Linked DNA regions of Mus musculus: all the other regions are linked to region 3. Evidence: chromatin loops called from intact Hi-C (ENCODE). Cell type or tissue: left cerebral cortex. All regions are shown on one strand.

Region 1 (8,000 bases), 77 kb before region 3:
CTTGGGAGGCTAAAGCAGGAATGTTGAAGTTCAAAGCCAGCCTGGGCTACATAGTGAGTTTGAGATAAGCCTGTACTGTAGAGTGAGACCTTTTCTCATTCTTATTTATTTTTATTTTTAAATACAAACAAAGGTACGAAGGTGCTGGCTGCCAAGACCTTAATTTGATTCTCTAATCCCACATAATAGAAGGAGAGAACCAACTCCCTCAAGGTGTCCTCTGACATCCACACATACTCAGGCATACATGAAATACATAGGCACATGTGCACACACACATAAATAAATTATATTTTTTAAAATGTAACTCCCAAAATAAAAATTCAGTAAATGTAAGTGAAGAAAAGCAGGTGGACATCGTCATCTGTGCTTGTCATCACTTGGGAGGCAGAGGCAGAAAGATGCTCTTGAGTTGAAGGCCTACTTGGCCTACATAGTGAGACCCTGTTTGAAGGGGGAAAGAATTATATAATATACTGAGGGAAGAAAAAGAAAAAAAACTTTGAAGCACATTACAACCAAACTAAGTATCATTCATCAAGAATCCTATATTCGGGCTAGAGAGATGGCTCAGTGGTTAAGAGCACTGACTGCTCTTCCAGAGGTCCTGAGTTTAATTCCCAGTAACCACATGGTGGCTCACAACCATATGTAATGGGATCTGATGCCCTCTTCTGGTGTGTCTGAAGACAGCTATCATGTACTCACATACATAAAATAATTAAATAAATCTAAAAATTTAAAAAGATAAGAATCCTATATTCTGAAAAGTCAAAACTGATAGTCATGGCCTGGGGCTGGGGCTAGGGCTGGGGCTTACCTCAAAAAGCTCTTGCCTATCATGCACAAACCCTGGATTTGATCTCCAGCACCACAAGTGCCAGGCACATACCTACACTCAGGAGGTGGAGGTGAGAGGATCAGAAGTTCAAAACCAGCCTCAGCCATGCAGCTGATTCAGAGGCTGGCCTGGACTACACAAGATGATGATAAAAATGATGATGATGATAAATGTTGTGCATCAGATTAGAAGCAATATGTAATCTCTGAACTCAGTAGGAGGAATCAAGAGGATCGTGACTTCAAATTCAGCCCGGGCTACCTAGCAAAGCTCAGTCTCAAAATAAAACAAGTCAATACGACACTAGTCAAGTATGTCTGTTCATGTCTGCAATCCCAATGCTTTGGGAAGCCGAGACAGAAAAGCCACCAAGCCCTGTAGGCCAGTGTGGGCTGGGCTGCACAGTGAGTACCAGGCCAGAGCGGGGTAAGCAGTGGATGCCATCTCGAAAAAACAAAATTAAAAGACAACAGCAACAACCGTGGTCACAAAAATAATAGTGATCATTGCCAAGTCCAAGGTTGGAGGTGATCTCTGTACCTCTTCCTTTGACCTTGTCTTGAAGAAGTCTCTCTCAAATACACCTTTCTGGGAGAAGATGGAGGGGTGCAGCAGAGAGTAAGCATTGCCTTCGTCACCGTAGTTATTCATGTCACTGACTCGACGAATCCGGGGAGCAGAGATGTCAGATCGAATGGTTGGAACACCGAATATGGGGTGACCTAGGTCATCAATGAGGGAGACAAAGACATCCTGAAACCCAGCTGTAGAACAGCAGCCATGAGCCACACTTGGCCACAGACCCCTTGAAATGTAGCTAGCCTAACAATGTGCTTGCATAAAATCCAAACACTGCATAAAAAGAAGAGTGTAGCCAAACACAGCAGTATTCACCTTGGTTCCAAGGAAATGGTGGGCTGAAGGCCAGAGAATAATACTTGAACACAGACATCCAAGTTGAGCTTAGGAAAGCATTCAACATTCTCATCCATGACTGTCTCAGTTTTATTAATATAGAATTGCTTTTGAACTTGGGCCATCGTCAAGAGGTCGGTCAAACTTACCCGTGAGACCTCGGGGTGCTTACAATACACAGTTAAACATAAGGCCTTGAGAAACTCTAGAGTCAGATGCAGAGAGCAACTAGGGACGCTGCAAGAGCACACTAGGAACACTGCCCTTCCAGATGTGCAAATCGATTAACTGGACAAGGGATGAGGCATGCTTACACATGGAGGGGACAGCTCCAACCACAGCGTTGATCTCAGAAGACGTTGTCTTATACTGGTGAGAAACTTTGTCACCTGGTCTCTGGATTGTCCGGAGAGTCTCTTCTGAACTTCCTGGTTCTTTGGGGACAATGTCTTCAGGATTTATCAGGAGACTTGGTTCAGCTTCTCCCATGCTAGTATCAGTAACGTTTTCACAGTCTGGTTTTTTACCTTTAAGAAAAACCCAAAGGAGGAGACAAGAAAGCACAGGAAGATGTCAGTTCTTGGTGCCTGGTGCTCTGTAACAAGCTGGATTATTTGCTTCAGTAGGTAAAGGCACTGGCCACTTGCCACCAAGCCTGACAACCTACATTAGAGCCCTGGGAGCCACATGGTAGAATAAACTGACTCCCTCAAATTATCCTCTGACCTTCACATGCACGCCATGACATGTTCAACCCCATACACGCACACACACTCTAATAACAGCAATAATAGTGATAATGGTAATAATAAATGCAATGGTTTTTAAGGATGGATTTCCTTTGTAGCGTCTTCCTATCGGTGGAAATGAGCACTCACGAAGCACGTTCCCAGAGCCAATACTCCACTGTGGAACAGCAAGCTCAGGCCAATGTCAGATGTGACCCCAATATGGCCTCACATCTCTTTCTGCTGCTCCATTTACTTTCTACCACAGAAATCTTTCCAGTCTGAGAACCAAAACTAGAGAACTCTCTCTTTTTTTTTCTTTCAATGCCACAGTAGAACCCAGAACCTCATGAAAGCTAGATACGTGCTCCACCGCTCAACTGACTCCTCTGTTCTCTCTTTAACTCAAGCTTAACCTCCAGTTAGCTTGAACTACACCGATTTCCCTAAGACTGAGCCCTAGGTGAAGATGAAAGACACAGTTGGAATCAAAATTCCACACATGAGCTGGGGAGATGGCTCAGTAAAGGTACTTGCCACCAAGCCTAATGACATGCTGGAGAGAGAGACTTGGCTGCTGTATGTTGTCCTCTGATCTCCACGGACGTACTGTGACACACATTGTGAGCACACACACACAGAGTAAGTGTTAAAAGAAACTATTTTTTAGATTTGTTTTTATGGGTTTTGGGGTTTGGGGAGCTTTGTAGTTTTGCGGAGGAGGTTGTCACTGGTTTTTGTTTGTTTAGTTGGTTTGTTTGGTTTGGTTTTGTGTCTATGTATGTGTCTGGACATCAGATGTGTGGCTGGTGCTGTCAGAAAACAAAAGAGGCATCAGATCCCCCAGAACTGAAGTTCCAGATGATTGTGAGCCACCATGTGGATGCTGGGAATCCTGGGTCCTCTTCGTGAGCAACACCACCAAACTATCTTTCCAACTGCAGTATGAAAAAGTTAAAAAGATAATCCCACATTTACTCGGATTAGGAAGGCAGAGTATGGCCCATCCAGAGAAGAGATAAGAACATACTGTGAGCTGCCCCGCCTCCACCCCACCTCTCTGCTTCTCTTAGTAACTTCCTACAAATTAGTGAGCACAGAAAAGCCCAGGGCTGTGGGTGGCTCAGCGGAAGCATGTGGTGCAGTTAGCACCTGAGACCAAGCCCACTGCCAAAGGGTGAGACAAATGTGAGGTAGAATTGAAATAGCAGAGTGACTTTGTGAGTCAGTCACTTCAGACTTCCCTTCAACGCGCTAGCTATTCCACAGACACCACTTGAGGGCGCTGTGATGTTTTCACAGCCAGAGAAGAATGCTGGGTAATGCACGCAGGGGTTGTAAATGAGAGCTCCAAGGAACTGTACCCCACGGATCTACAATATGGGGGGCTGCCTTGCCTTGAAAGGTACAGAGCCTCTACCCAGACAGCCCGGTAAAAGAGAGACAAGAAGACAGGCAGACAGACAGACACCTTTAAAGGCAGAAAACTGCACGGTTTGAAAAGTCGTTGGCCATAAAACTGAAAGGTGGTCTTAACTGTACTTTCCTCTGTGAAATCCAGCCGTGAGTCAAAATGTGGCATACAAAAATGAGGGCATGGTGGTACAGACCTATAATCCCAGCACTAGGCGGCTGGGGGGGGGGGGCGGGGACAGGGATGGGGAAGAGGAGGGCAAATTCTAAAACAGACTGGAATAAATAACAACAAACCTTGACTCAAAAACAAAACTATAAAACAAGAAAAAGAAAGGAGGGAGAAGGAGGGAGGGAGGGAAACACACACACACCCAAAAAATCAGAGCCTCTATGAACCAACCAGCCACCACCTTAAATATGTGCCCTAAAATCTAGATAATAAAATCCTCAAGAACTCTACTGATGGCAGAGGAAGAGGAAGCAGGAGGACCATGATGTGCAGTGGCAACCTTGGCTGCTCAACTATCTCCCACCACCCTCCCACTGCCTGCCCCCAAAGAACTCCATTGAAAGCATTGTTCCAGGTGGCAAAGGCCTGTGAGACTAAAGCAGGAGTACTGTGAGTCTAGGGTTAAGTCTGGACAGCAAAGGCAGGCCTTGTCTCAAAGAAAAGGGGGAGAAAGGAGGAAGGGAAAGAGGGGAGGGGAAGGAAAGGAGAGGAGAAAGGGAGGGGAGAGAGAAGGAACGAAGGATGAGAGAAGAGAGGGAAGAAGAGAGGGAGGGAGGGAGGGAGGGAGGGAGGGAGGGAGGGAGGGAGGGAGGGAGGGAGGGAGGGAGGGAGGGAGGGAAGAGAGGAAAGAAGGAAGGATCAAATACCAGGAATAAGTGAATAAATTGGGCCTTATGGAGCATACTGAGGAGCCCTGGCAGGAGGATCCAGCATGGACCACAAAATGCATCTCTGACTCAAAAAACAAAACAAGAGACCAGATGTAAGAGTACATGAACTCAGGAGATGAAAAAAGGAATTGCAATGCAAATAATAATAATGATGATGATAATATAAAAAATAAAGGAACTGCTTGGTTTGAAAACAATCCTCTACTTTCTATTACCATGTGTTGTACCAAGAAATGTGGCTCATATTTATATTCCTAGCACTTGAGGATCAGAGTCAAGAGGGTTGTCACATGTTTGGGGGCCAGCCTGGGCTACAAAGTGAGAATATGTCTTAAATTAAATTAATTTAAATTTAAAAAATAAAAAGGTCAGAGAGATGTGTGAGCCATCAGGTAAAGGTGCTTGTCTCCAGGCCTGACCACAGTTCTATCCCTAGGACCCACATGAGAAAATGAGAGGCAACTACCCAGAGTTGTCCACTGAACCATATACACATGCGCACACATAAAGACAACAAAATTATAATGAAAAACATCAAAAAGGGAAAGAAAAGAAAAAAATGTTGCCCCTCTATTTCTGAGAGGGTGGAAACAACTGTGTTTGGTGAGATATTGGCAAGTGAGAAAATGATCCATAGCATTCTCCATGACTGAAGAGGAAGGTGTCCCGTACAGAAAGGGTCCACTCACCAAGAAAGGCAAAATGGGAGAGGGGGGGTAGTTTTAGCCTTACAGAATGACAGGCCAATCCAAGTGTACTGGCTGGTTTTGTGTAAACTTGACACGAGCTGGAGTTATCACAGAGAAAGAGCTTCAGTTGGGGAAGTGCCTCCATGAGATCCAACTGTAAGGCATTTTCTCAATTAGTGATCAAGGGGGAAAGGTCCCTTGTGGGTGGTGCCATCTCTGGGCTGGTTTGTCTTGAGTTCTATAAGAGACTGAGCAAGCCAGTAATGAACATCCCTCCATGGCTTTTGCATCAGCTCCTGCTTTCTGACCTGCTTGAGTTCCAGTCCTGACTTCCTTTGGTGATGAACAGAGGTATGGAAGTGTAAGCCGAATAAACCCTTTCCTCCCCAACTTGCTTCTTGGTCATGATGTTTGTGCAGGAATAGAGACCCTGACTAAGACACCAATGAATAAAAGTAGAAATAGCAGCATCATTACTTTTAGAGGAGAGACATTCTAGAGGGGAAATTTTAAAATGTCAGTAAGTTTTCTCAAAGTTAATCCCAGCAACCAGGTGTTAAAAATGGAAGCCAAAGCAACATTGTTATTTACCATACAACCTGTAACCTCCAAACTCAGTCTCTAGGGCCTCCTAACCTTAGATGATAAAACTGTACATTTAGGAGGGGGAAAAAAAGCAATCATTTAGAAAAGCAAGGGAAAACAAACCTGTTCCCGAGACATTAGAAACAGAAAGCTTTTGAGGAATGATATTCAGAAAATGACCTATATTGCTTTTAAAATACCTGGAAAGAAGCTAAATTTCAGAGTGAAGGAGGTTTAGGAAATCCGAACCACATAAAGAAATTAGGCAAAACTGAAGATAGACTTGTACAAACCACAAAAGAATCTGCTCACTCCAGAGAAAATTGAAGGCTAAATTTTTGTTTGGTTTTGTTTGTTTGAAGCTAGGGTCTCAGTTAGCCCAGGCTAGCCTTAAACTCACTATGTATCTTACATCCCAAATAGTAGGGATGTAAGTGTATTTCACCCGGCTAGGCTTTGATTTGCTTTTGTGTTTGTTGTGACAGGTTTCCCACGAATCCCTGACTGGCCAGGAATCACCATCCTATCAGACCGGTCTCAAACTTACAGCTATCTTCCTACTTCTGCCTCCCAAGTGCTAAGGTCACAGGCACACGGCACCACACTAGTTCTGAAAACTACATTAAACAATAAAAATGGTTCACTGATAGTTATTTTGAACACAGGTTGGGCAGAACCATGTGGCCTTGGACCTCTTCTACCCGTCTGGTAGCTAAATGGTTAATATAAACTGATGTGATAATATTAAAAGCCTGAGCAAAGGGGCTGGTGAGATGGCTCAGTGGGTAAGAGCACCCGACTGCTCTTCCGAAGGTCCGAAGTTCAAATCCCAGCAACCACATGGTGGCTCACAACCATCCGTAACGAGATCTGACTCCCTCTTCTGGAGTGTCTGAAGACAGCTACAGTGTACTTACATATAATAAATAAATAAATCTGTTAAAAAAAAAAAAAAAAGCCTGAGCAAAGAAACAAAAAGAAACTCCCTCCCTTGGGTCCTGTGGCAGCTGATCACAAAGGCTGTGTATCACTAATGCTGTCCAGGCCAAACCTGCTCTCAGTCAAATGCTGTAGATCTGAGCACTGACTGCAGTATAGCAACAACAGAACCTCTAAGGGACAGGGAAGCTTTGCAGAGCTCCGTCCATGTCTTAGATCAGAGCAAGGGACATGGTTCCGATTACCAATGATAAATCTCTGAATAGATGCTGACACACTTCACCTCTACAAGCCAGCTCAGAGAAATTTAAAAAGTAGCCAAAGCTAAAATAATTGAAGCAAGAAAGAGGATGCTGGAGAGATGTTCAGCAGTTGACAATACTTTTATTGTTCAGAGGATCCAGGTTCAATACCATGGAACCTACATGGAACCTTATAACCAACCATCTGTAACTTCAGTTCCACGGTGACCTCAAGGTCACCAGGCAAGTACATGATGCACATGCACACAGGCAGGCAAAACACTTACACATAAAACAAATCTAAAAAGAATGTTTAAGCAAGAAATAAAAAGTAGCTGGGCGTGGTAGGGTTTGACTATAATCCCAACACTTGAGAGGCCAAGGCAGGAGGATTACTGCTAGTTCAAGATCAAAGCTAGACTGCCCTATATAGTGAAATTCTGCCTTTAAAAAATAACAAAATCTACGGGCTGACTGGAGAGATGGCTCAGTGGTTAAGAGCACTGACTGTTAAGAGCACTGACTGTTCTTCCAAAGGTCCTGAGTTCAATTCCCAGCAACCACATGGTGGCTCACAACCATCTGCAATGTGATCTGATGCCCTTTTCTGGTGTGTCTGAAGACAACTAAAACAAAAACCACAAGAGATTGTAGAGATGTCTCAGGGGTTAAGAGTCTGTAGTCTTACAAAGGATGTGGTTCACTTCCCTTTCTTCCCATTACCACATCAGAAGAGTCATCTGCC
Region 2 (8,000 bases), 86 kb after region 3:
GCCCCTCCTTAGAACTTGAGAAACTAAGAAAGAGTGGAGGGTGGGAGTCGCAGGCTTTGATGAGGCCTATTTTAGAAAGGGCGGTTTCCTCTTCCTAAAGCTGGGCTATTTAATAAGAATTGTTTTAGGCTTATTGATTTTATGGGTGTGCATGTTTTACTTGCATGTAATGTATGCCATATGCATACATGGTACCCGTTAAGGTCAGAAGGAGTGGATCCCTTGGAACTGGAGTTAGGGTGGTTGTGAACTGCTATGTGGGTGGTGGGAATTGAACCTGGGTTCTCAGCAAAAGCAATGAGTGTTCTGAACTGCGGACTGAGATGCCCAAGCTTTTAAATTGTGACTCCATTTCAGGGAACCTGACCTAAGTTTGAACTCAGGGTAAGTTAACAGGCTGGTACTTAGCATTAGTTTCCCAGTTGCCCCCCACGACAAAACCTGAGCCTAGCTGCAGTCTCTAGGCTAAATACCCAACAAGACCAGAGTTTCCAGGTTACACCCCTCAACAAGACCAGTGTCTCCAGATTATTCCCCCAACAAACCTGCACCCCCAGGTCACAAGCCCACCCCTTACCTAACGACCACCAGTGCAGAGGGGAGCAGAAGTTAAGTTTATGATAGGACTCCCAGAACCAGCCAATTATGTTAAAGGGCACAGCAGCTTTCTAATTAGGTGCTTGCACATGAATCCCTGCTTGTTGCTTACTGTAAAGCCTTGCCACATAGACAGTTGAGGCTTCCCCACCACTATAACTGTCTTGCTTGAAGGTGATGTGTTGGGGGCAGGGGAGCTTGCTCAAATAGAATAAAGACCCTGCTGTGAGTTACATCAGATCAACTCCTGTCTGTCTTTTTTGGGATCACTAATATTTCCCTGGCACAACAGACTCTAGCATCAAGTCTGGGTATTTTACATGCTTATTTTTATATTTATTTATTTATTTATTTTTGTTTTTCGAGACAGGGTTTCTCTGTATAGCCCTGGCTGTCCTGGAACTCATTTTGTAGACCAGGCTGGCCTCAAACTCAGAAATCTGCCTGCCTCTGCCTCCCGAGTCCTGAGATTAAAGGCTTTCGACACCATGCCTGGCCATAGATTTTTTTTTTCTTAAAAGATTACATTTAATGTACTATTCGACTTTTTGTTTGTTTGTTTGTTTTTGAGACAAAGAGAGAGAATTAAAGAACTTAGATTTGGCCGGGCAGTGGTGGCACATGCCTTTAATCCCAGCACTTGGGGGGTAGAGGCAGGCAGACTTCTGAGTTCGAGGCCAGCCTGGTCTACAGAGTGAGTTCCAGGACGGCCAGGGCTACACAAAGAAAAACTAAAAAAAAAGGTTACAAATTACTGTCCTCTTCCAACTGGCCCTGTCAAATCACCACAAATCACCATTAGGTGTGCATGCTTTCAATAATCCAAGCTCTCAGAGGGCAGAAGCAGGAAGATATATGTGAGTTCCTGGCCAGCCTGGTCTACAGAGTGAATTCCAGGACAGCCAGGGCTACACAGTGAAACCCTGTCTCGAAAGGCAATAAATATCATCTGGCCAGGTAACCAGTTTTTAGGGAAACTGATATGCCCACAAACACATTAAGGAGATGGGAACATTTTTCAGTCTCTTAAATGAGATAATGTTCTTACATTTACCCATAAGCCCCTCTCGCTGTGCAGCCACTTACAGATCTGGACTGCTAAGCTTGTCTGCCTTTTTTTTCCAAGACAGGGTTTCTCTGTATACCCCTGGCTGTCCTGCAACTCACTTTGTAGACCAGGCTGGCCTCGAACTCTTGTCTGCCTCTTTTTTTTTTTTTTTTTTTTTTTTTTTGGTTTTTCGAGATTGTCTGCCTTTTTGACCTCTTAACTCAAAAGGTGTATCTTTGTTTTCACACCAGTTCTATCCCTTCTTTGGTTTCTGGCCAAGAGCATAAGCATACCACCCCTGGCCCTCGGGGCATTCTCCACTTTTCTCTGAAGGTTATATACATCTCCAAACCACCCTTTTGTACAGCTACTTACACCCCACCTAGGCTCCAAGTGCAGAACAGGCTTACTTTCTGCACTCTAAAAATGAGCCAGTTTTTCTCTTCCTTCTGTTTACCTTTGGGCAGCTGCCAGAATTTACAGTTCACTATAATACAATGGGCCTCAATCTTCCTTCTGAATCCACTTAAAAATTCTTAGATAAAGGACACTAAGAACATATAAGAGAACCTGGATTTCCCCAGTAAGTAATGTTTTAATGACATTATTGTAGAAACTTGAAGAACAAACAACCAGAGGACAGTGATGTAAAACCTGAGCTTTTTCGGGAGGCAGAGGCAGGAGGATTTCTGAGTTCGAGGCCAGCCTGGTCTACAAAGTGAGTTGCAGGACAGCCAGGGCTACACAGAGAAACCCTGTCTTGAGCCCTCCCACCCCCAACAAAACAAAACAAAAAACCCCTGAGCTTTTTTTTTTTTTTTTTTTTTTTTTTTTCCCCAGACAGGATTTCTCTGTGTAGCCCTGGCTGTCCTGCAACTCACTTTGTAGACCAGGCTGACCTCGAACTCAGAAATCCACTTGCCTCTGCCTCCCAAATGCCAGGATTAAAGACATGCTGAGTTCTTTTTTTTTTTTTTTCCTTGTTTCTTTATATACAAGGTTTCACTGTGTAGCCCTAGCTGACCTGGAACTCCTAACAGTAGACCAGAATTCCTCAAACTCACAGAGCCTGGCCAGTCTCTGCTTCTGCAGTTCTGGGGTCAAAGGTGAAGACCACCGCTCCTGGCCTGTTTTTTAATTAATTTAATTAATTTTTGAGGCAAGAGTCTTACTCTATTGAGCTTCCACACTAGGCTAAGGTCAAGCCTAGGTAAGGACTTCAGTTAGATGTAGCCTAGTAAGGCTGCAGTTTCACAGCAGGTGTCACTCCTTTGAGAAGAGACTTCTTTCTCTCTTGGCATTGCATTACTCTGCGTTAAAAGGACACAGAATCTGGCGAAACACATCTTGAGACATAAAATGCAACTTTAAGCATGACTGGTAAGAGTATTTGCAAGGGAAAGCCCATCCCATATGGCTGGAGTTCAGCAGGAGCTACCAAGCTTGCTAGACAACCAATCACAAATTCATTACGACCATTGTCCCACATTGTGACTATGCTTGCTCCGCAGAATTAGGGCACTTGCCAACGGTGCTGACCGGCAATGCAGGGCTATTCAAATCGCTTTAGGAAGGTTGACCCATGTGAAAAAATGAAACAATCTCTTCCTACCATCAGAGCCAGGGACAATAGTTTTGATTTTGAAGTTTAAGTCAAAATCGGAATCACTTTCCTGGACGCTGTCTTTCTGGTTAACTTGAAAACAATAGACACACTAGCAGCTGAAAGTAGCCAACCTCGAGTGAACCCCGTAGGCGGACTAATTTCAAACTTTTTCCATGCGTTTAGTTTTCATTTCGCCGACATGTAATGTTCTCAAACGAACAAGTATTATGTGATACACACACACACACACACACACACACACACACACACACCACACACACACACCATTGAGTCATCTCCCTCCCTCTCTGGTCATATTCGGTTCAGAAACTACCAGGAGAAGACGATGGGGAAGAATTGTTTAAAAAAAAAAAGTTTAACTCAAAGTCAAAAAAAAAAAAAAAAAAAAAAGGAACCCTTCACGCCATGATTTTGGTGAATTAGCAACAAAGAGGAGGATTGGCCGCTGACGGGTACTTCTGGAAAACATTTTTTTTTCCTCTGGCTCCCGCTAGGGTGGAGGAAGTTGGGTCTCGGCGCGGGAGGGTGTCAGGCCCAGGGACGCCAGCAGCGCAGGGCGGCAGGTGCCTGGGCTGCAGCGGCCCGGTCTCGCGGGTCGCCGGTCACCTACGGGCCCTGGCGCTCCCGGCGGGCGGCTACGCTCGCAGCAGCATGCCGGAGGCCCAGGGGAGCAGAGCGCGGCCAAGGCGCTCGGGCCCGCTAGCGTCCTAGCCGCCTGGGGAGGCGCGGGGGCCTGCGATCGCTGGCGGCCGAGTGCGGCGGGGGCGGGGAGGGCGCAGGGCGGCGGCCGGGGGGGGGGGAGGGTCTCGGCTCCGCCACCAGCGCCCGCGGGGACCCTGGCAGCTGCGGGTGACAGTCGGGGCGGCATGGCCGAGGCTGGCGGGGCCGGGTCCCCAGCACTGCCTCCCGCGCCCCCGCACGGTTCCCCCCGGACCCTGGCCACCGCTGCCGGGAGCTCTGCTTCCTGCGGGCCAGCGACCGCGGTGGCCGCGGCGGGCACGGCCGAGGGACCGGGAGGAGGCGGCTCGGCCCGGATCGCCGTGAAGAAGGCGCAGTTGCGCTCTGCTCCGCGGGCGAAGAAGCTGGAGAAACTCGGCGTGTACTCCGCCTGCAAGGTACCCGCTGGGATGAGCACAATCGCGGGGTCACGGGCGGGCTCGGACCCCCCCTCCCCTCCCCCACCCACTCCCAGCTTCCCGCCGGCACCGCGGAAGTGCTGCGTTCTGTGCGCGCGCTCTGCCGCTGCGGCTTGCACAGCATCTCACTGGGACAGGGGTAGGGGGTCTTCTAGATCTGCCGGTGTCCCTCTTCTGGGAAGGATGAGTCTTGGCTTCGGAGCGCTCGGCACTGGGGCTTTTTCTGCTCTGTAGGAGCTCGCGGGAGTCCTTTCACAGGGAGTGTAACTGTGCTTGGTGTGGCAGATCTGTCGGGGTTGGGAAGCAGCTTTTTTGGGGTTGGGGGCATCTTAGCGTGTGTCTCCCCGCGCTCGCCCTCCCCACTGAGCCCCGCTAGGAGGAGCTGGGTTGTGGAGCACCCAGAAGTGTCCTGGAATCCTGGCGCTCTACGGGAGCGAAGGGGCGGAGCGCGGGGTGGGAGGTGGGCACTGCCCCAAGCCCCTGTCCTTTGGCGCCTGGCGGCCTCGGCCGTGCGGCGACAACCCTGTCATTATTGTTATTATTTATTTAGCGAAAGCGGGATCCTGGCCGCTTAGGGTGTAAACAGGGTCTGGCAGGGTGACAGCCCAGGCGGCGAGCGCGTCTGCTCAGTTTGAAGACAGCTTTCTTGCCATTCTCCCTCTTTGGGGACTTTAGGCACCCAGGGCATCCAGCTGTAGAGCACTTGTAGGGGGCTCAGCATCTCCAGGCTGCAGGGGAGAGCGACTCTGCACTGTAGACTGCGGCTTTGTTTTGACTGGGTGACAGCAGAAGTGGGCGGGGACTTGGCCTTGTCAGCCCGGGCGGCCTGTGGTTGGGACCAGGCACTCACTCACTCACACCTCCCGTGTTGCTTGCTGCTCCAGCTTACTACTGTAAAAGGAGTCGCATCCGCAGCATCCAGGTTCTCATTCCTACTCCCCACTGTACAGCCAGGATGGATAAACCTGGTAGATGACTTCCCTTCCGGGACATTCTGGTTGTCGTGTTTTCTGGAGCTTTAAGGACCTTGGGGTCTCAAGCATGCCCTGCCCATTCCTTGTGGTCACCTCCTGTTTATCGATGCAGTCACAGCACCTGCTGTGCCTTCCTGAGAGGGCTCCAGTGCGGTGCCTTATGCACACAAATATGCTTTGGAATCGCTAAAAGCAAAAATCAGGAGGTCTGGGGTGGGGTCTGAGGAGTTACATTTCCAACAAAGCCCCCCAGGAGATGTGAGTGGCAACTGAGAATACTTTCCACGAAGCAAGTATATTACTACTTTTGAATTCTGCAGAGGAGCTGGGAAATACTAACGTCACGTGGTATAGACTAAGGCGTGCAAAAAAAAAAAATTGGAAGTATGTTTCTAAGAAATGGGAAAGGCGAGGGGCTCTACTCCAAAAGCTATTGACTTCCTTAGTTTTACAGTCCTACCAGTCCGACCTACCATCCACCTTAGACAGGACCTCTGGTGTAGCATGCCGGGGAGAGAGTGGCCAACAGAACCCAGAGCAAGTTCAAGGACTTAATAAATAGGCTTGGCCTTTGCAGCTGCTCTAGTCTCATTCAGAAAGCCAGCTATGTAGTCCTGACTTAGTTTTCAGTATTAGCCTGAGTCCCCATCACCAATACCCATCTCCATACTGCCTCCTGTCTGAAAACTTTCCAGTGGTTGTACACATGCATTCTTTTTAACTTTCTCTAGGTCTTCCTATGAAGTCCAGGATGGTCTTGAACTCCTATCTGCCTAGGATTACAGTTCTACCACCATGCTCCTCCCCTGGCCTTCCCAAATACTTTGAATTATTCATTATTATTCAATTATTTGAAACTTCAAGTGTATAACTTGAGAATTTTTTTTTTTTTGGTCATATTTTCTGACAATCTCCTAGGAAAGAAAAACCTGTTATTCTTTCTTCCTGCTTTTGAGAGACTCTGAAATGAAGTTTAGTGTGTGTGGTGTTTGTCTGCGAGTGTCAGAGAGTGTTCATCTCTTCTGTGTGCTCCTTGAGTCATCTCACCAGCCTGAAAGTGTGCCGTCTTATTTGCTGATTTATTTAGCTAATGTTATGAGGATTTCTAACTGGGGCTAGGCATTAAGCCAGGTACCAGGTTTATGGCACTGGGGTCTGTCTTTGTGGAGTTGTTGGAGTATGTGTTCAGATTCTAAGGTAAAGGCAGTAACGCAGTGACAGTGGACTCCAGTGGAGCCTTTTTGGGATGTAGGGCACGGGACTTGGAGAACTCAGTAGCTGTAGATCCAGTAGACGGAGGAAGTGTCATACTGATTTAGAACTTTTGGCCCGTTGGAGTTGGGTGGGGTAGGGTTTCTTGCTGTAAAGAGAAACTGAAAGCAGTTTTGAAAACTTGGAGCTGGGCCAACCAGAGCCTGCCCTCCTTTGCTTGGGGCCTGCTGGAGTGGGGGAGGGGTGAGTGTGGCCTAGTGGGTGTTTGGGAATACTGGACTCCAAACCTGGGAGGGATGTTATCTTAGATTAAAAAAAAAAAGACATTTTATTATGTGCACGTGTGTTCGAGTGCATATGAGTGGTCAGATTATTTTCTTTAAGCCCGGCTGATTGGATTTGATGAGGTTTCTCACATAATCTGTGGCTTTTTTTTTTTTTTTTTCTTTTTTCTCAGCTTGTCTTTGTACTTAAGTTGAGCAAGTCACAAAAGACAGCTGACACTACCTTTGCCAATGACTCTTGAGCCAGTGGGAGGACATCAAGGAAGATGGAAAAAGACAGATCTGGGAAGTCTTAGTTTCCTGGGGACCACTGAAAGAAAACAGAGATCTGACATTTAGACTTTATGAAACCGAAGAAAGAGGGAAGACTCTGTGTGTGACAAACTTGTCTTACAGGATCCAGCCTAGAGCTCTTTGAACTGTTGGTGGTAAAGGTTGCATCAGAGCCACTTGGCTTGTGTGACACTGCCAGAGCGATAAGGGAAGCATAGTCTTGACCTTGGTGACTTCCCATCCTTTTGTTTCCCCTTTCCTGAGTCTATTTTATGTGTCTTCCCTGGCTGACGTCTGTCTCAGGGCTTTGTGGAACAGTTCTCTTTCCACCTCAGGTCTCACACGTTTTTCTCTGGGATCTGAAAGGTCTTCCCTCCTGAAAACTCATTCCCTACCCCGGGGAGGGAGCTTATCACAAGGCTCTCTCGGAGTTTAGTGTTGATCTCACGTGCGCGCACACACACACACACACACACACACACACCCCAAACCCAAACAAAGCCAAACCCCGGGGAGGGAGCTTATCACAAGGCTCTCTCAGAGTTTAGTATTGATCTCACGTGCACACACACACACACACACACACACATACACACACACACACACACACACACACACACACACACACCCCAAACCCAAACAAAGCCAAAAGAGATGCAAAATTTGTTCCCAGATATCTTCTCTTTATTTCCCTACCCAACATTTTCATTAGGAATTAATTACCCAAGTGCCTCCTTCCTGCAAATTTAATCGTTACCACAATAATCAAATTTGATTGTTAATCCTACTGGTTAGAGATTAAGACCACTACCACAATCTTTTTTTTTTTTTTTGCTTTTTTTTTTTTTT
Region 3 (8,000 bases):
GTTAACTCCAGTTCTCAGTATTCTACTCATGTTGCAGAATATTTGATTATACTGTGAACCCTGAGATTCTGTTGTTTACTGGATAAACCTGTCTCTAGTTGTGGTACGGTTCACCCTTAGCATATACTACTTTAATCCCTCTGGCTAGAATACAGACATGCCCTTAGTATATACCTTTAATCCCAAACAATGAGAATAAAATTAGTTTGTAGAAGGAAGCGCACATGTTTGAAAGCGATGTCTAATTGAATGGCAGACAAAGTGACAAATCAGAGAAAGATATGACAGAACAGGATATGCTCAACTCTCATGAAAAGAAAGAGAAGCTACTTGGGATGGGCAGTGCGGAGAGAAAGGAGGCAGTTGTACTGGGAAAGCTTTAGAGAGAAAGACTGAAGAGAGAGCAAGCTAGACACAGGTAAGACAGAACCCACCAGAAAATGAGGAGCCAGAAGATTAGAACATACCGCCTGAATTAGTTTGAGGCCAAGCAGAGCAAAAAGTCAAAGGCCGAGTGAGAAGCCAGGTTGAATTAGCTTGAAGAGGAGTTTGAGCTGGAACCTCGGAGCTTGAAGGCATTCTAGGCCTAGATTAGATTGTACAGAGGCTAGAAACTTCCAGGACCAGTCCTAGATTAGCCGACTGTGGCAGTATGCAGAGACAGCAATTACTTCAGGTAAATAAAGGATACTACTACCTAAGAGGGCAGGACATCCTCTTCTGAGAGCCATATGGTATAGAGACATATATTCAAGAAAACATTCATAAACATAAAATCAAATTTAAAAATGATTTTAAAGAAAGAGTACTTGAAGTTAAGGAGGAAAAGTCATGGTGGAATATGAGAGTATTTGGGGGAAAGGAAATTGGAAGGGTGGATTTGATCAAAGCATTCATGTCCGTGTGGTTTGTGTATAAAGGAAGTTTGTAGTGCCAGATGTATAAACTGAGGCCACGACTACTCAAAGGCATGCTTGTTTGAAGGGAAGGAAGGGTTTTGTTGTAGGTATGAGGGAAAGTACAGCCAGAGGCATCTGGAAAAATCCAGAGCTGGGAGAGAAAAGTGTAGACTGGACATGGCCATGGGGTGGGATGGGGTAGTGAGACAGGAAGACAAAGGAGCAAAGGAGGCCACAGGAGAGGGGAGCGGGAAGGAGAGAGGGAGAGGGAGAGGGAGGGAGAGAGAGAGAGAGAGAGAGAGAGAGAGAGAGAGAGAGAGAGAGAGTCAAATAGTAGGGTTACATGGGAATGAGAAACTAGAAGAGGGAAGCTCATGACTTGGAGAAGTTTAGGGTAGGAAGTGGGGTGAGAAGAGCCACAGGTACTGAGTAAATCAGAAGGCTAGCCTTGTGTTTTGGTATGCTAATAGGCACCACAGAACCTTTCTGACAGAGACAAGGAATGACTCTTTTGATAGAAACCAGTGCCAGAATTTAGGGGAGTGGAGTATTTGGACCTATGCGGATCAAGGGAACGTCTTAAATAGGTGTGCTGTGGGCAGCCATAAACATCTTGGGCTGCTGTTCATTGGAATCTTAAGAACTAGTGTTATGGAGCCGGCTGCAGGCTAGACTATATCTAACCTGTGATCGTGGCCAAATTATTTGCCTCCCTCATTCATTCCACAAACATGCCAGGACTCTGTGTGCTTATCAACTGTGCTTATCAATGGGTGTGTGTGTGTGTGTGAGAGAGAGAGAGAGAGAGAGAGAGAGAGAGAGAGAGATCACTCCAAAATGTTTACTACTTAGTTCAATGGGGAATTCCAAATAAACGCTAATTATTAGGATTTCCTCCTTTTCACTCAAAAAACAAACAAAACAAAACAAAAAACCACACACACAGGTAAACTCTCAATAAAAGCAAGTTATTCTTTTGAGGTTTGCTGTCTAAAGGCAGCTTTTGAATTTAAGGGTCTTAATTCTCTCCGAGATCACAGACACGCCCATTCTCGGAAAAGCAGGGCATTTCCAGAGCCACAGGAGCCCTCGCTCGCCTAAACCCCTTTACTGAGCTGCTGAAGTGGTGTGAGAGGCCTGTGAGTGAACCATCAGACCGAAAATCGCCGCAATGGGAAGACAACCCAGGCTGACAATGGCAGTGGGGACCCTGTCAGCTCCGATGAGACCCATAAAACGCAGGTCTGGCCCACGCCTCTCGGGTTCCCAACCCGCCGGCTTAGAGCGCCGCCACCCAGATAACAATGGTGGTACTGAGGGTGGAGCCCCGGGGAGGAGGAAGGCAGAGCAAGGAAGTGAGTAGGTCTGGCCCCAGGGAATTGGAGAAGACACGTGACGCAACCCCACGCCCCCCTCTTCATTCCTGACGCTCCTGCCTCGCCTTGCAGCCGGAGCCCAAAGATGTCGGTTCAGATCAAGGAGGCGTTAGAGAGGGCCGAACTATTCTCCCTTAGCGCACCCGGGGATGTCACGTGACTTCGGCCCCGCCCCCTTAGGAAGCCGCTGCCGGCCTCCTGGGAGGGGCAGCGGCGGAAATGACGTCACGGCGTTCTTCGCTGCGTGCGGCTACGTGGCGGAGCCGGCGGAAGCAGTTCCTGCGCTGGAGCCCGAGTGTTTGTGTTTTGGTTCGTGAGGAGCCGGGGCGGTCTGAGGGGAGGAGACCGAGGGAGGAGGAGGAGGAGAACGACGACGACGAGGAAGAAGTCCTCGGAACTCGAGCGCGGCGACTCTGGAGGAGGAGGAGAAAGGAAGGCGGAACGGAGAGGCGGAGACGCAGCCCGGCAGGGGCGGCGGCACGGCGGGCGGCGCTCAGAGTCCCGCGCCGGCCAGGGTGAGAAGAAGGAGCGAGCAGGCGACGCCGCCGCTGCAGCCGCGGCGCATCCGATCTCCGGGCCGGGCCGGGCCGTGCGTGGCCTCGCTGCCGGGAGACGCGGCCCAGGTAAGCCGCCGTCGGGGCGGGTCCCTGTGGTCCCGGGCCGGGCTTGGGGCCTCCAAGCCGCCGCGGGCCCTCAGCGCTTAGTGACTCATTCTTCTAGCAGCTTCGGGGCCTGGGACGTGGGGAATCCTCTGAGGGAGCGGCGGGTGGCACCCTCTTCCCTTCACAAGATGGCGCCGTGGGAAGAGCCTGGGGCCCTGGCGGTCTCCAGCCCGGTCTTTGGGGCTCTGTCCCGGCTACTGAGCCGGATCGCATCCGGGGTGACGGGGGTGGCTCAGGAGCGCGCCCACCAGGCCCAGCGGAGCTCCTGGCCCCGGCACCCCGGTTTGATTTCTCGGCTTCTTCCAGACAGGAACCCAGGCCTCCAGCAGGTGGGGATTGGGGAGCTCCGCCTACCTCTGACCGGCTTGGCCGGGCTGTGCGAGTAGTGGGATCCTCTGGTCCCTTCCGTGGGAGGTGGGAAGCCCGGGCCAAGGTGCGAGCAGGTTAACATCCTAACGCCTCCAGAAGTTTAAAGCTTTGACTGTCACTCTTGGCATATTAGTTTTTGCCTCGCCGAAATGGATTTAAAGTTCTGAATCAGTTGCCTTGCACGTAACTAATTAAAAAAAAAAAAACTGTTACATCTTCCAGAATATTGAGGTCTGCCCAGAATCGTTCTTAATGTAAAATTTGAACCCGTGGGGTTGTGAACAAAGTAGGCAGCACAACAGTGCCTGGCACAATTTAAGGGCTCAGTGCAATTTTTTTAATCAAAGACTTCCTAACTGTATAAAAAAACTATTTTAAAGATTGGAGATGCATATTATGCAAAAGTTTTCTTTGACGGAATAAAAGTACAAGTTATAAGTGCAGAACCTCTGTGCACTGAGCAGTAGCTTCACTGAACACCCCCAGCCCTCGCACTTAACATTAATACCATGTTCAACCTGTGTAGGTTTATACTTGGGCTTATTTCCGTTTGAGGTCTTTGGAAGTAAAAGATTTAGTAGCTTTGCACTTTAAAAGACACTGACTGTGAAGGCACCCCGCCTGTCATCCCAGCACTCTGGAAGCTGAGGTAGGTAGGATCAGGAGTCCAGGCCATCCGTAACCTATCCTGTGCTTGCCTAGGCGACAAGTCCCTGTCCCTCAAAAATGTGATCGGGATGTGGGGCAGGAAACAGTTTTTAAAAACTAAGTACAAAATTTTGTTTGTATTTTCTGTGAGAATCGATGTTTTCCCTGAGATTTTGGAAGTACCATAGGAATACAGAACAAGTTTTGTCCTGGATAAGTCATTTACTGTTTTATAGGTAAGGAACAATTGAGAAACATTTAAGCTGAAGGTATGTTGGTGCCTTTTTCAGTCTGTATGAAGTCTATTGATCTACAAGCATTAATTAATTAACTAATTCACCAAGAGGCCATTTTAATTGCCAGTTTCAAACACTGTGTACTTAGTAAGCACTGTATCAGAGACTAGATATGTTGTCTTATTTAATTCTTAACAGTTGCTGTGCAATGTTAGGGTATAATGAATATAGAAAATTTGAAAATTAAAACTTAGATTGACATAGCTGAGACTAGACTTCAGAATCTGGTTTGTTTTATGGATTGGGGAGAAATGGGAATTTTGCTTAATTACTTTTGACAAGCTCTCACAGTATAGTTCTGGGTGACTTGAAACATGCTTTGCAGGCCAGGCTAACTTGGAACACACAGCCATTCATCCACCTTTTTCTGGCCCTGGAGTGCTAGAATTAAAATCTTGGCCCACTGTGTCTGTTGTTTTGAGACAAGCCTTGCTAAATATTTCTGACTGGCATGCTTCTGTCTCAGCTTCTCAAGTTCTAGGACCACAGACAAGCTCCATCATGCCAGGATGAAATGGTAGTTTTATTTATGTGCTGTTGGTTAGAAGCAGCTCAAACATTTCATCTGTAAATGTGTTGGTATTTATTGGTAAAGATAGGAACTCTTCAAAGCTAGTAACTAGATTAGGCTAGAAGATGGTATCTTAAAAACGGAGCTGGGCTTGGTGTGGCATACCTTTAATTAGAGAACTCAGGAGGCAAAGGCAGATGTACTGATTGATCTCTGAGTTCAGGGACAGCCATGGCTAAACAGAGAGCCGTTGTCTTAAAACAACAAACAGATAGCACGGAGATCTTATGGATATATTCGTTAATGAATTTGTCATTATCAAGTGTTCCATGTATTAATTCAAATTTTATAGGAAATATAAATTTCTATAATTAAGTATAAATTAAGTGTAGCTTTTGGTCAAAGATTTTTTTAGGAAGAAAATCCTTAGTATATTTTGTTTTTGATAAGCTTATAACCCACATTTAGTATATGCGTGTGATGTTTGCATGTGTATGTATTCCTGTGTGAAGGAATGTGCATTTCACAGCATTTTCATGGAGATCAAAGGGACAACCTTGGTCCTCACCTTTTCACCATATGTGCTTCCCAGAATCCAAATCTAAGCTTATATTTCAAGTGCTTTACCCAGTGGTCTTTCTCTTCCTCCTTTTTTAAACAAAGTTTTTTGGTAGCCTGGGCTAGCCTTAGAAGGACTTCACAGCCCTCCTTCCTCCAGTTCTCTGAGTGCTGGGATTACAGGCTCCCCCCCCCCCCCAATCTAGGCTCCATACATTAATAAGAGGTTGGAGTAAAATATTAAGGTTGACTTGTGAATAAGCTGAAAGGGTGTTTCAAATAGTTCCCAGTTCTACCAAAACTAGATGTCTGGGAATTTTGCTTAATTACTTTTGACAGGCTCTCACAATATAGTTCTGGGTGACTTGAAACATGCTTTGCAGACCAGGACTGAAGAAGCCATTCAATGTTACTTTGTGACACCCTGTCTAAACAGGAGGGAAGAGGACTGTCACTCAGACCAGCTTTTTCCAAATACATTGCAAAACAGAAAATAATATATATATTCTTAGCCTCAAAACTGTCCCCAAATTACTGTAAGTAAATAAGTCACTCCTAATTATACCAAATAGAGAAATTATTATCAGCTAGGCACACGGTCATGGGAGTTAAAAATTATTTGGTGCTTGGGAATTACTATTAAATGAAAAATGTATCACTTAATGGAAGTCTTCAGATAGTAAACCCTAGACTTGTTCTACAATCTTTCCATTCACTAGCATAATTTCCTTCAAAATAACTTTTAAGTATTATGACATTAGAACGTAATTTTTCTTTTCTGTCTGTCTGTCTTTCTGTTGTTCTTTCTTTCAAGATTTTGGTTTTAGTTTTAGTTTATATGTCTATGGGTATGTGCTTATGAATGTTTGGCCCAAAAAGTCCTGAGGAGGATGTCAGATCACCTGAAGCTGGTGTTATGGGTGGTTGTGAATCACCCTGTAAATTGAGTCCTAGTCACCTAGAGTTGGAGTACTCCTACTAAAGTGCCATCTCTCCAGTACCTAGAATCTGAATGCTTGATTGACATCTCAGATTGCTTTGTCACTGTGTGATCTCAGTGAAGTTACTTAACCTTTCAGTACCTGTTTTCTTGTTTATAAGAATTGTAATGGCGCTTGATACTATTGACTTGACTATATTAAGTGTGTAGAATACTAACTCGTCAAGTTGTTTGTTCGTTTTGGACCTAGAGCTCGCTGTTTGCTGGGCGAACACTCTTCAGTCCCCAGCTCCAAAGTCAAATTGTTGAAGGTTAGTTGCTGTTTAGTTTTGGAATCAGGTCTTAACTTGTTATCCATGGCTTTGAGTCCTGCCTCAGCCTTCCCAAGTTTGGCACTGCTGTTGCCACCACACCCTACTGAAAGCTTACATCTTTCCTTTTTTCCTTTGTCTTGGTTTATATAGAGAGAGGTGGCTAATGGGTGACATTTTCATTTGTGTCATTAAATTTTGTTCTTCCTTGCATGGCCCCCACTGCTGTTCTTTGTCTTCCTCTCTTACCCTTTCTTCTGTAGATTATCTTACCTTCTGCTTTCACATATTCCATTACTTTCTCTTCTTCCAAGCATTTTTTTTTCTCTTCGTTTAGATTTCTCACAATCTTTTTGAAGTTTAACTTGAGGTGATTTTAGGCTCAAATTGTGTGCCATTATTTCTCTTGAAAATAAACTAAATGATACTGGCTGTCTATAGTTAGTTGGTTATTACAATACAGTGAGTAAACTTACTAAAGTGACTACTGATTTACTTAGTTTTGATTTATTTACTTAGTTATTATTTATGTCTCCACAGGTAATTTCTCCAGAAAGAAAACAAAATTAATGCCTTGCATCCTGGAAGTTCATTTAGGAATCTGAAATTAGGGACTTCTTTAAAATTTGGACATGGCTAATCGAGGAGCAACAAGACCCAACGGGCCAAATACTGGAAATAAAATATGCCAGTTCAAACTGGTCCTTCTAGGAGAGTCTGCTGTTGGCAAATCAAGCCTGGTTCTTCGCTTTGTGAAAGGCCAATTTCATGAATTTCAAGAGAGTACCATTGGGGGTGAGATTCTTATTTTCTTTTTAATCATTTAACTGAATCATACTAATATTCTAAATGTGATTTTGAATAACTAAATTGATCATGCAGGGAAGAAAAAAAGTTTTAGGAGACCTCAAACTTTAAAATATACATTATTTTGGTGTTTTGTTTAAACAGTGTACCATAAACTATTCTGAAATTCCTGTGAATTTCTCACTGGCATGCCTCCACCTCCTAATTATTCTAATTACAGATGTAATCCAGCCCAGCATGGTTTTTTTGCTCAAACAATATTTAATACCAGGAAAAACAAACTACAAAATTGAAACCTTGTTTTATTTAGATAGGAAAGTTTTCCTTTTAAGACAAGGTCTTGCCCTATAGCCCATGTTTACTGTGAACTCTTGGCATTCCTTGGCCTACCAAGTATAGGGGTTACAGATTTAGTTACCATACATGTTGGCTTATTTTATTTTTTGAGTCAGGGTGTCAAACCTAGCAGAGCTTTATTTCATAGGTTTTTTTGGGAGAGTAAGATATGAGTGGGACATTAATAAGATAGGATTTATACAACCTAGGCTGGCTTGGAACTGAAGCTAGGTAGTTATGGATGACTTGAATATTGGTCTTCTACCTCCTGAATGTTGAGATTACAG
Region 4 (8,000 bases), 880 kb before region 3:
CATTCTTTAAGTAGGCTCAGCATTGTGGCTTGGAAGGTGACTTGGTTCTGTGACTGAACTCCTATGGGAATTGTTCAAGAATTGAGAATGCTATTAGATATTCTTGTACATCCAAGAACTCACTACCCAACAAGTGCCTCAGGTTCATTAGCTAACTTTTAAAAATGAAGGTATTTACAAATAGGTCCAAGTCATACTCTTCAACATTTATTGAGTAATTATAGTACTTCACTGAGTACTATGTTTGCTTTTCACAATTAACTCACTGACTTATTGCAAAATTATAAGTAGGTAGTTGTTTCATCAGCAGATTCACATCTAGCCCAAAGCTGATGATTCTGGAGGCTTGCTCCTTTTTCCAGTTTTGTTCAGTCTTGGATGCCAGCACATTAGGACAGTGACATTCACATTCAGGATGACTCACCCCATATTGGTTAATCTAGAACTGCCCTAACACACACACACACACACACACACACACACACACACACACACACACACACACACAAACACACACGACTCGCTAGTGGCATTTCTTAAGCTAACCAAGGGGACAACCAAATTTCTCTCTTTCCCTCTCCCTCAGAGATTTATGATCAATGAGCTCTTCAAACAAGTCACACATGTAACTGTGTGATAGAAACAGAAAGCAGGTGTGTTATCTTCCAGATTGTTTTTTTGTTTGAGGATGGCAATGGAAGCCTTTGTTTAAGGATATGCAACTAGAAGGTGGTGACTTTCCCTTACCCTGGGTTGTTGAATAATTGTATTAGTTAGTTGACTAAGCTTGAGTGGGTCTTTATTTGCTACCACAACATAATTTTACCACCCTGGCTATTGAGGAAGTTCATGACAGTGGATCACAGGGCTGTAAGTGTCTCCTAGTTTTCCTTTGAAACACTCAGTTGAATACAAATGTGCCTTTTAAAAACTGGCTGCCCAGTGATCAAAGTCCAGTTTCCTCCTGTGATCTAAAACCGAGAATTTTCCATGGCCATGTTAGAAATCTCTAGCTGATCTTTAACTCTCTCTTTTTTCTTGAGCCTGAGTGACCTAAAATGTATTTTCAATATAAAATGCCACATAGTTACTATACACGGTTTGTTTTCCAGGATTCGAATGGGGTATGAGGGCTATTCACTGTTCATGCTATAAATCTTTGTGCAAGTCAATCATTGTTTATAGCTGCTTGAAATGAGAGATAGGAAATTGTAAGAGGATTGGCTCCAAACTCACTCTTTTATAAGTGTGTGAAGAGCCATTTGATGCAAGAGTCAGTAATATTTATTGAATTTCCCAATGCAACTTTGAATTAGGAGTATGCAGTAGTTAGTCTTTATTTTCAACTTGACTGGATTTGGCTTGCCTCTGAGGGTATTTCCAGACCATTAACTGAGAAGAGAGGGAGGATCTACTTTTAATGTGAGGGCATCACCACATGGGCTCGGGACCCAACCAAAATATAACAAGAAAAGGAACAATGTGTGACTTCTCTTTGGGAGACATGTAACCTACAACAGACCAGACCATTTTACCCTCATCTATCTAGGTGAACTGAATGGGTGGGAGAACTATGGCAGCTATATCTCCAAGAAGTTTAGTTAGCCTTGACAATGACTAAGGAAAGCTGTATCCCTGCAGACAAACGCAGCTTGCAAGATATTGCAAGATATTCTTTGTGTTTGAATTCAGGGAATTTGGTGTAGGGAACTATGATCTTTCCATAAGAGCTTGAGGTTGTGTGTGTTGTGGGGCTGTGCTGTAGTATTGTCTAGGTCACAGAGAAAGCTGAATTCCTGCAGTGGAGAAGGATGTGCAATAACGTGAATTGGTGTTCTTTTGGTCCACCAGCAAAGAATTTTCCTTTAAGGAAAAGATAAAGTTTAGAACCATTGCCTATCAGGACACATTTCTGCCTTTGATTCGAAGGTGACAAAATACAAGAGGATTCAGCGTGCTTAGACTCCTGTGGTGATTAAGTCTTGATAGGGTAGTTTGGCCTCTAGTGCTACAAACACTTAACAGGAATATCAGTGAGTGTTTGAGCTGAGATTAGAGATCCTAGAACTCAAGACCCAAGATGAAAGATGCATTCCTGAGAAAGACATCCGGGCAGAAAAAGGAAACAAGAGGCACTGTGGTCCACTTACCAAGTTCAGTTTGGTGGGAGGCTGGGATCGAAGGTGAGTTAAGGGCAGGGATGTTGTGCCTAGTTCTAGCCTTGACTTGTTTTGGATACTGGAGGAAAGACTACATTATGGGATGGTACTTGACTGACTTCTTTTGCCACTGAACCCAAATTGGCTTTTGGGTTTCCATTACTAAGCCTCGTATAGTTTCTTTCTAGCAAGCCAGGCCAGACTAAAGAGGAAAAAGTAGTTGATGTTTTTACGCTCAGGCACACTTATAGTGGCTTACACATAAATTTCATGCTTAGCTTCAAGCCACTTCTCACTCTTCCATTGGCAGAAGCGGTCTGGGTTTTCTTGGGCGCCAGGAACCGCCCAAACAGAAGCAGAGCAGGGACTCCCCCATTTCTCTCTCCTGGCTCCGCCCAAGAGGGAGCCAGCGGAGCTCAGCTGTATGGGGAGGGGGTGGGAGGGCAACCAAGCAGCTAGGTTTCCCTGCAAGGAAAAACTAGCTCCATGCAGAGGTGGTGACGGAGAGGGGCACCGCTAATCAGCAACTGTAACCGGAAGGAAAAGAGATACACAGCCTGAGCCTTGGAGGGTGGCCACCCACCCGGAATCCCCGGCCCTCCCGCTCCTGCGTGTGTGGGCGGATCTGGAATCTCAACACAAAGGGAATCCTCGGCAGCAGGAAGTGCATCACGAATAAAGGGGACCGGGGCGGGGACAATGAGCCTCCTCCTTTCCCTTTCCACCCCGCCCTCGCGGAACCCAGAGCCGCAGCGAGGAAACCCCTAGAGTCCCTCATCACTCCAGGATCCCCAGGGATTGGAGCAAAGAGCCTCCGCCAGATGTTTTGGGGCTGCTTGCACCTGCTGCCACGCCCGGATCCTGGAGGAGGGATCCCAGCGGTTGCTGCAGCACCGCAGACACCTGTTCGCGTTTCCCTCCTTCTTTTCCGGGTGCAGCAGCACCTGGGCTTCTGTTTGTTCTCTCCTGGTCTCTTAACTTTCCCTTTCTTCCTTGCTAGGGCTTCAGTGGAACCAGGGCTCCGCAGGTCCCTTTGCCCTCCCGCAGGGATGCACCCTAGGTTTGGGTGGATTTCTTTCGGAGAATGTAGGTGGAGAGGGAGTCCCCTCCTGAGCCCTAGGGAAAGGGGCAGGGAGACCGCTTTTAGTTTTTCTGAAAAACCGGCAGTTCCTAGCACCCAACCAGTCGAGGGGCTGAGGGTGGGGTTGGGGGGACCCTTGCCGCGGTGGAGAGGGGATCACTTTGAAACTGTTTTTACACGAAAAAGCAAAACCAAAAAAAAAAAAAAACCTAACTCCCCTCTGTTAGTTCCACGTATTTTATAAATCAATAAAAATAAGCAAACTTTCTAGAAACACTCTATGCACACTTCATGGGAGAGTGGGAAAGCATTACCCATTTAAGAGGGGTTTTTCCCTTTTAGTTTTGGTGGTTGGGGGGACAGCAAAGTGAATTTGGCGAGGGAGTGTACCTGAATTTCCTTTCAGAGCTGAGGAAGGAGAGTTTACAAAACCTCACACCTGGAGAGACCCTGGTAATCAGAGTGGCAGGCATTCAGCTGACTTGGAGCTGGGAATGGCAGGTGCACCGGAAGGGGGGCACCTCCCTCCGGAGCCCCAGGCTGCCTTTGCTACCTAGGACACCACGCTGGGGTGCCTCCCCCTCCCAAGTTCTAGGCGGAGGCGGGTTACCTGCAGTGACCTGTCTCCTCCTCTCCACGACACCACACCCACGGGACTCTGGTCTCCCGGGAGAGGGACAGAGCTGGAACAAAGGGGTCTTTGTTCCCGGTTCCTGGGGGGCGGGTGTTGCTCTGGCTCGCGTTTCTCTGTTCCTCAGCGTCCCTGGGGGTACTCGAGGCTTAGCGCCGCAGTCTCCCCAGATGGGGCGCCGTCCTCCACGACCCTAGAGCGCGGGTCAGGGCGCGGCGCCCCGGGCCACCGTGAGCTCTCGAAGGCTCTACGGAGAGACCCTAGGGGTGTCTGTGCAGAAGGAGGAGGGAACGGCGGAGGACGCCTGGAACGAGGCGGGTTCAGAGCTATGATCACGGGCTGCTCTGGTCACAGTGCAGCGGCCAGGGAGTAGCTCCTTCTGCTGCCACCCCCTTTTTTTGCCCGGCCCCATCCTCTGCACGCCTGGCCCCCCGCCCCTGCCGTCATCACGCTCCTGGTGGCTTCTTCCAGCTTGGCACTTTCCTACAGAGCCATCCTTGTGGACAAACTTTGATGGGGAATTTCACACAGCGCTGGAAAAATGCCGGTTATGAAAGGATTACTGGCGCCACAGAACACCTTCCTGGACACTATTGCCACCCGTTTCGACGGAACACGTAAGTAGGGCTTGCCGGAGTTGCCCGTTTCCCTAGGATGGGTTTCTCTTCGACTTTTGCTCCCTCTCCTCTGTTTCCATCCGCGCAATAATTTGCCTTCATGTCAGGGTAGCCAGGGTATCTTTTAGTGGAGAAAGGAAACAAAATAAAACAAGATTCCCCCAACACACACACACAAATCATAAAAGCACTTGGTATTGGTTTAGGTGGATCACTTGATTGCCTAGGTCTGGAACACAGAAACACAGGTCTGAAAATGATCAACAACTCGCGGTGGGACCTGTGCTGTGCTGTACCTTGAGTAGCTTGGTGCAGGGTGAGATGCTGTGCACTTTATTTTTCTAGAGTTCTGACGCTGCCCGGGTTAGAGTTTGGAGGTTTTCCAGACTCCTATGACTTTTCATTCGAATTTAAGAAATCCTGCGTAGATTCATGGAGGCCAGGTGTGAGCTGTCCATAGACTTTTCTGAGTGCTGGAAGTCTCTCAGAATCTCCCCTCTTAACTCTGAAATTACCGCAACACTTGAGGAAAGACTATTGAAGAAGGAGGAGTTGAACATTGTGAAGACTAATTCGACCACAGGGAAAGTTTCAGAGTCTTTTGAAGTGAAATAGTATTGAATATCCGACTTCTTGTGTTGGACTGGGAAAAAAAAATTCTGAGTGCAGATAAGGTGTTTTTTGTCCTTCTGGAAAAAGCCCGGGATCTTTCAGGACCACGGTCAGGTCCTCTCCTCCAGGCTTCTTGTGCTGGAGCCTGGGAATCTTGTAATTGGTTATAGCCCTGTCCTTAAGAAATGCTGGCAGTAGGTCCCACCAGGATACCTACATCTTCATTATAGGAAGTTTCTGTGTGCTCGTGGCCCCTTTCCTGTCTGTTTCATAAGACTCATATAGACTCATTCATTCTAAAAGCTTTCTCAGCAGTTCAGGGTGTTTCTATTTTATATTGTGGCCGTGCATCTCTTGGAGCCCGTGGGAGATTTAACATCTCCTTCCACTTCCACACAGACTGTCTGGACGCGCAGACCCTTCTGAAAGGGTGGGATACAAGATTTTAATCTTTTGGAAGAGTTGGGCAAGTTTTACATGCTAGAAAGGTGAAGTACTCTTTGATTTTGTTTGGATTTTGTTTTTAAAATTTAGCCTCATCAAGGCTTGCTCACTTTTTTTTCCTTTTTTGTAGCTGTGTGTGTGTGTTTTTTTTTAAATACTCCTTAGAGGTATCCAGTCTTTACCTTTTCGTATTGTGTTTTATTAGATGACAATAAGAAAATTATTCTGGCACTGGTTCAAATCCCGTCCACTGACACCACCTTCATAATCAACACTACTGATTCTAACTGCTCTAAAGGTGGTGATATACTGCCAACATCCGCATCACTGTCTCTAGCTGCTATAACTGGAATCTCTGAAGAGGGGTTCTGTGCAGTTGATGGTTCTTAAAGTTGAATATTCCAAACCAAGGTGATCTAAGCATTGGTCCTGAGTGTATGTCTTGAAGGTGAGGGAATAGAAAATACTGATTGGCTTATGTCATTGTCATTTAAAGTTGAATGGAGGATTGTGTATACTGAATCATGCAAACAGAACCCTGGGAACTACCTCAGAATGACATGTGGATTTCAGTTGCTAATCAAATAGACTGTAGTATGAGAATTTGGACTTTTTCTGACTGTCATGATAAACAGAAGTGTACATGTAGAGAAATGGAGGTGTGTGTGTGTGTGTGTGTGTGTGTGTGTGTGTGTGTGTGAATCACACTAGTCTACACATTCTTGTTAAAGAACATAAGCTTAGAAAATTTTCAATCCTTACTTTAGAAGCTCATCATATACCAATATTATCTATCTATCTATCTATCTATCTATCTATATCTATCTATCTATCTATCCATCTATCTATTTGGTGACCATACCTGATCTGTGCTCCCATGGTCTTGAGGAATTCTGGAGAGATGGAGAGTGCACGAAACCACAGTATCCCAAGTAGTGAGTGACATAAACATTGACAGTGGCAAGATTTTGTTTACAACATTTAATGACTATTTCTTTTCCCAAGAAACTCTGTTACAAAAAGATTGCTAGTCTCTCATTTAATTTTTAATTTAGTTGCAGAATAACTTAAATAATATGAAATTTAAGTAAATTCTCAGTCATAGAATTTGCTAAATGTAGAATTGTGAAAATATCACTCTGGTTTAGTTGATCTTATTATGACGTTGTCTTCTTGATACAATTTTTTTTCAAGTAGTTCTAACCTTGAAACTTTTTACAACGAGCATTCTACTTTCTCTTGATACATTCATAAAAATAATTTATTTTCTTTCAAAAGACAAGGATATATGCAAGTTTTAAAGTATCAATATTTTAATTGCCACCTCTGCAATAAAAAATGTACTGAAATTTTATATTGCTGTTTTATTCTGTGTACACTGAGTTAACTCTTCATTTCTACCTCATTTCTGGGACATGTTTTGGGGATTCTCGTGTAGGTTTAATTATTTTTATTGGATATTTTATTTATTTACATTTCAAATATTATTCCCTTCCCAGGTTTCCCCTCCACAACCCTCCTATTCCCTCACCTCTTCCCCTGCTTCTATGAGGGTGCTCCTCCATCCACCCACCCACTCCCACCTCACAGCCCTAGCATTCCCCTACACTGGGACATAGAGCCTTCAGAGTACCAAGGACCTTTCCTCCCATTGATGCCAGATAAGGCCATACTCTGTTACATATGCAGCTGGAGCCATGGGTCCTGTCAGGTGTACTCTTTGGTCGATGGTTTTGTCCCTGGGAACTCTGGAGGATGAGGGGGTAGGCAGAGGTTATTCTTATTTTGAACAATTCTAATAAAAATAAAGGAGAGAAAAATGTCCTGACAAACTTTCCCTTTCTAACCTAAACAATACACAGATATTTTTATTATTGTTACCCCTACTGATTTACTACCAAAATTAAAACAATTAGAAAAACTCAGGGTATCAGCTAAAGGTCTCCCCAGTGAAAAAATAAATGTGCTACCATCTAGACATCTACAGCATAATCCTATAAATGTATAGTATGCCAGAACAACAGAAAAGAAGATAGATATCACCCATTGCTGCTCTACTTATCTGCACTGCACTTTTTCTTCTTCCCCCTCATTTTCATATATGTAATTTATAAACCTGTTTGGAAGCAAATACTGCTTAGACAAAATTATAACTAAAGTATACTTATTGAAACATCTTCTAGATTATTTAAATGAAATATAATGAGACGGAGACCAAAAACCCTTCAGCTGTTGAATACATATATCCCATTTATGGAGAAAAAATTAATTACAATAATTTATTAGATTCATTTCGTGGATAAATGCTTCTCATTTAAAACACACAGGCATATATGACTATCATCATACCCAACATATAGCTCATATTAACATAGCTATTTTCACTGACTGTGTTTAGTGTGTTGTTAACCTGTCTGAATAAATACTGGCTTTAACTATATTAATATTGTCATAAA

Evidence for each region. Hi-C counts contacts between places; a loop is a spot of excess contacts. Peaks named below come from ENCODE experiments on the same cell type or tissue, not always from the same donor. Only the 100,000 strongest peaks of a DNase experiment are listed, where the experiment ranks them.
Region 1: it touches region 3 in a loop (2.1-fold over the local background); 3 of 42 quality-filtered maps call a loop at or near these places.
Region 2: it touches region 3 in a loop (3-fold over the local background); 8 of 42 quality-filtered maps call a loop at or near these places.
Region 4: a loop joins it to region 3, with 6 times the contacts of the local background. A loop is called at or near these places in 2 of 42 quality-filtered maps.

The regions. Positions count from the first base shown.
Region 1 is chr17:53,399,365-53,407,364 of GRCm38, forward strand. Efhb (EF hand domain family, member B) reads right to left here. Exons shown (of 13, transcript NM_172497.3): 11 at 2,071-2,283; 12 at 1,382-1,563. Among named protein-coding and RNA genes, the nearest start is that of Efhb, 60 kb to the right of the region's middle. In left cerebral cortex, a CTCF peak has its summit at 3,766 (motif pointing right); a DNase peak (open chromatin) is centred at 3,745.
Region 2 is chr17:53,563,192-53,571,191 of GRCm38, forward strand. It overlaps Kat2b (K(lysine) acetyltransferase 2B), which reads left to right and starts at 3,780. Exons shown (of 18, transcript NM_020005.4): 1 at 3,780-4,387. The coding sequence starts at 4,139. In left cerebral cortex, CTCF peaks have their summits at 3,778 and 4,774; DNase peaks (open chromatin) are centred at 3,238, 3,803, 4,321, 4,774 and 2 more places; H3K4me3 peaks cover 2,644 bases; H3K27ac peaks cover 2,579 bases.
Region 3 is chr17:53,476,711-53,484,710 of GRCm38, forward strand. It overlaps Rab5a (RAB5A, member RAS oncogene family), which reads left to right and starts at 2,524. Exons shown (of 6, transcript NM_025887.4): 1 at 2,524-2,898; 2 at 7,111-7,365. The coding sequence starts at 7,203. In left cerebral cortex, CTCF peaks have their summits at 2,186 and 3,249; DNase peaks (open chromatin) are centred at 1,509, 2,428, 3,000 and 3,225; H3K4me3 peaks cover 2,896 bases; H3K27ac peaks cover 1,744 bases.
Region 4 is chr17:52,598,393-52,606,392 of GRCm38, forward strand. It overlaps Kcnh8 (potassium voltage-gated channel, subfamily H (eag-related), member 8), which reads left to right and starts at 4,317. Exons shown (of 16, transcript NM_001031811.2): 1 at 4,317-4,488. The coding sequence starts at 4,413. Gm27217 (predicted gene 27217) reads right to left here and starts at 4,268. Exons shown (of 2, transcript NR_155517.1): 1 at 3,851-4,268. In left cerebral cortex, a CTCF peak has its summit at 4,272; DNase peaks (open chromatin) are centred at 2,795, 3,903 and 4,397; H3K4me3 peaks cover 2,269 bases.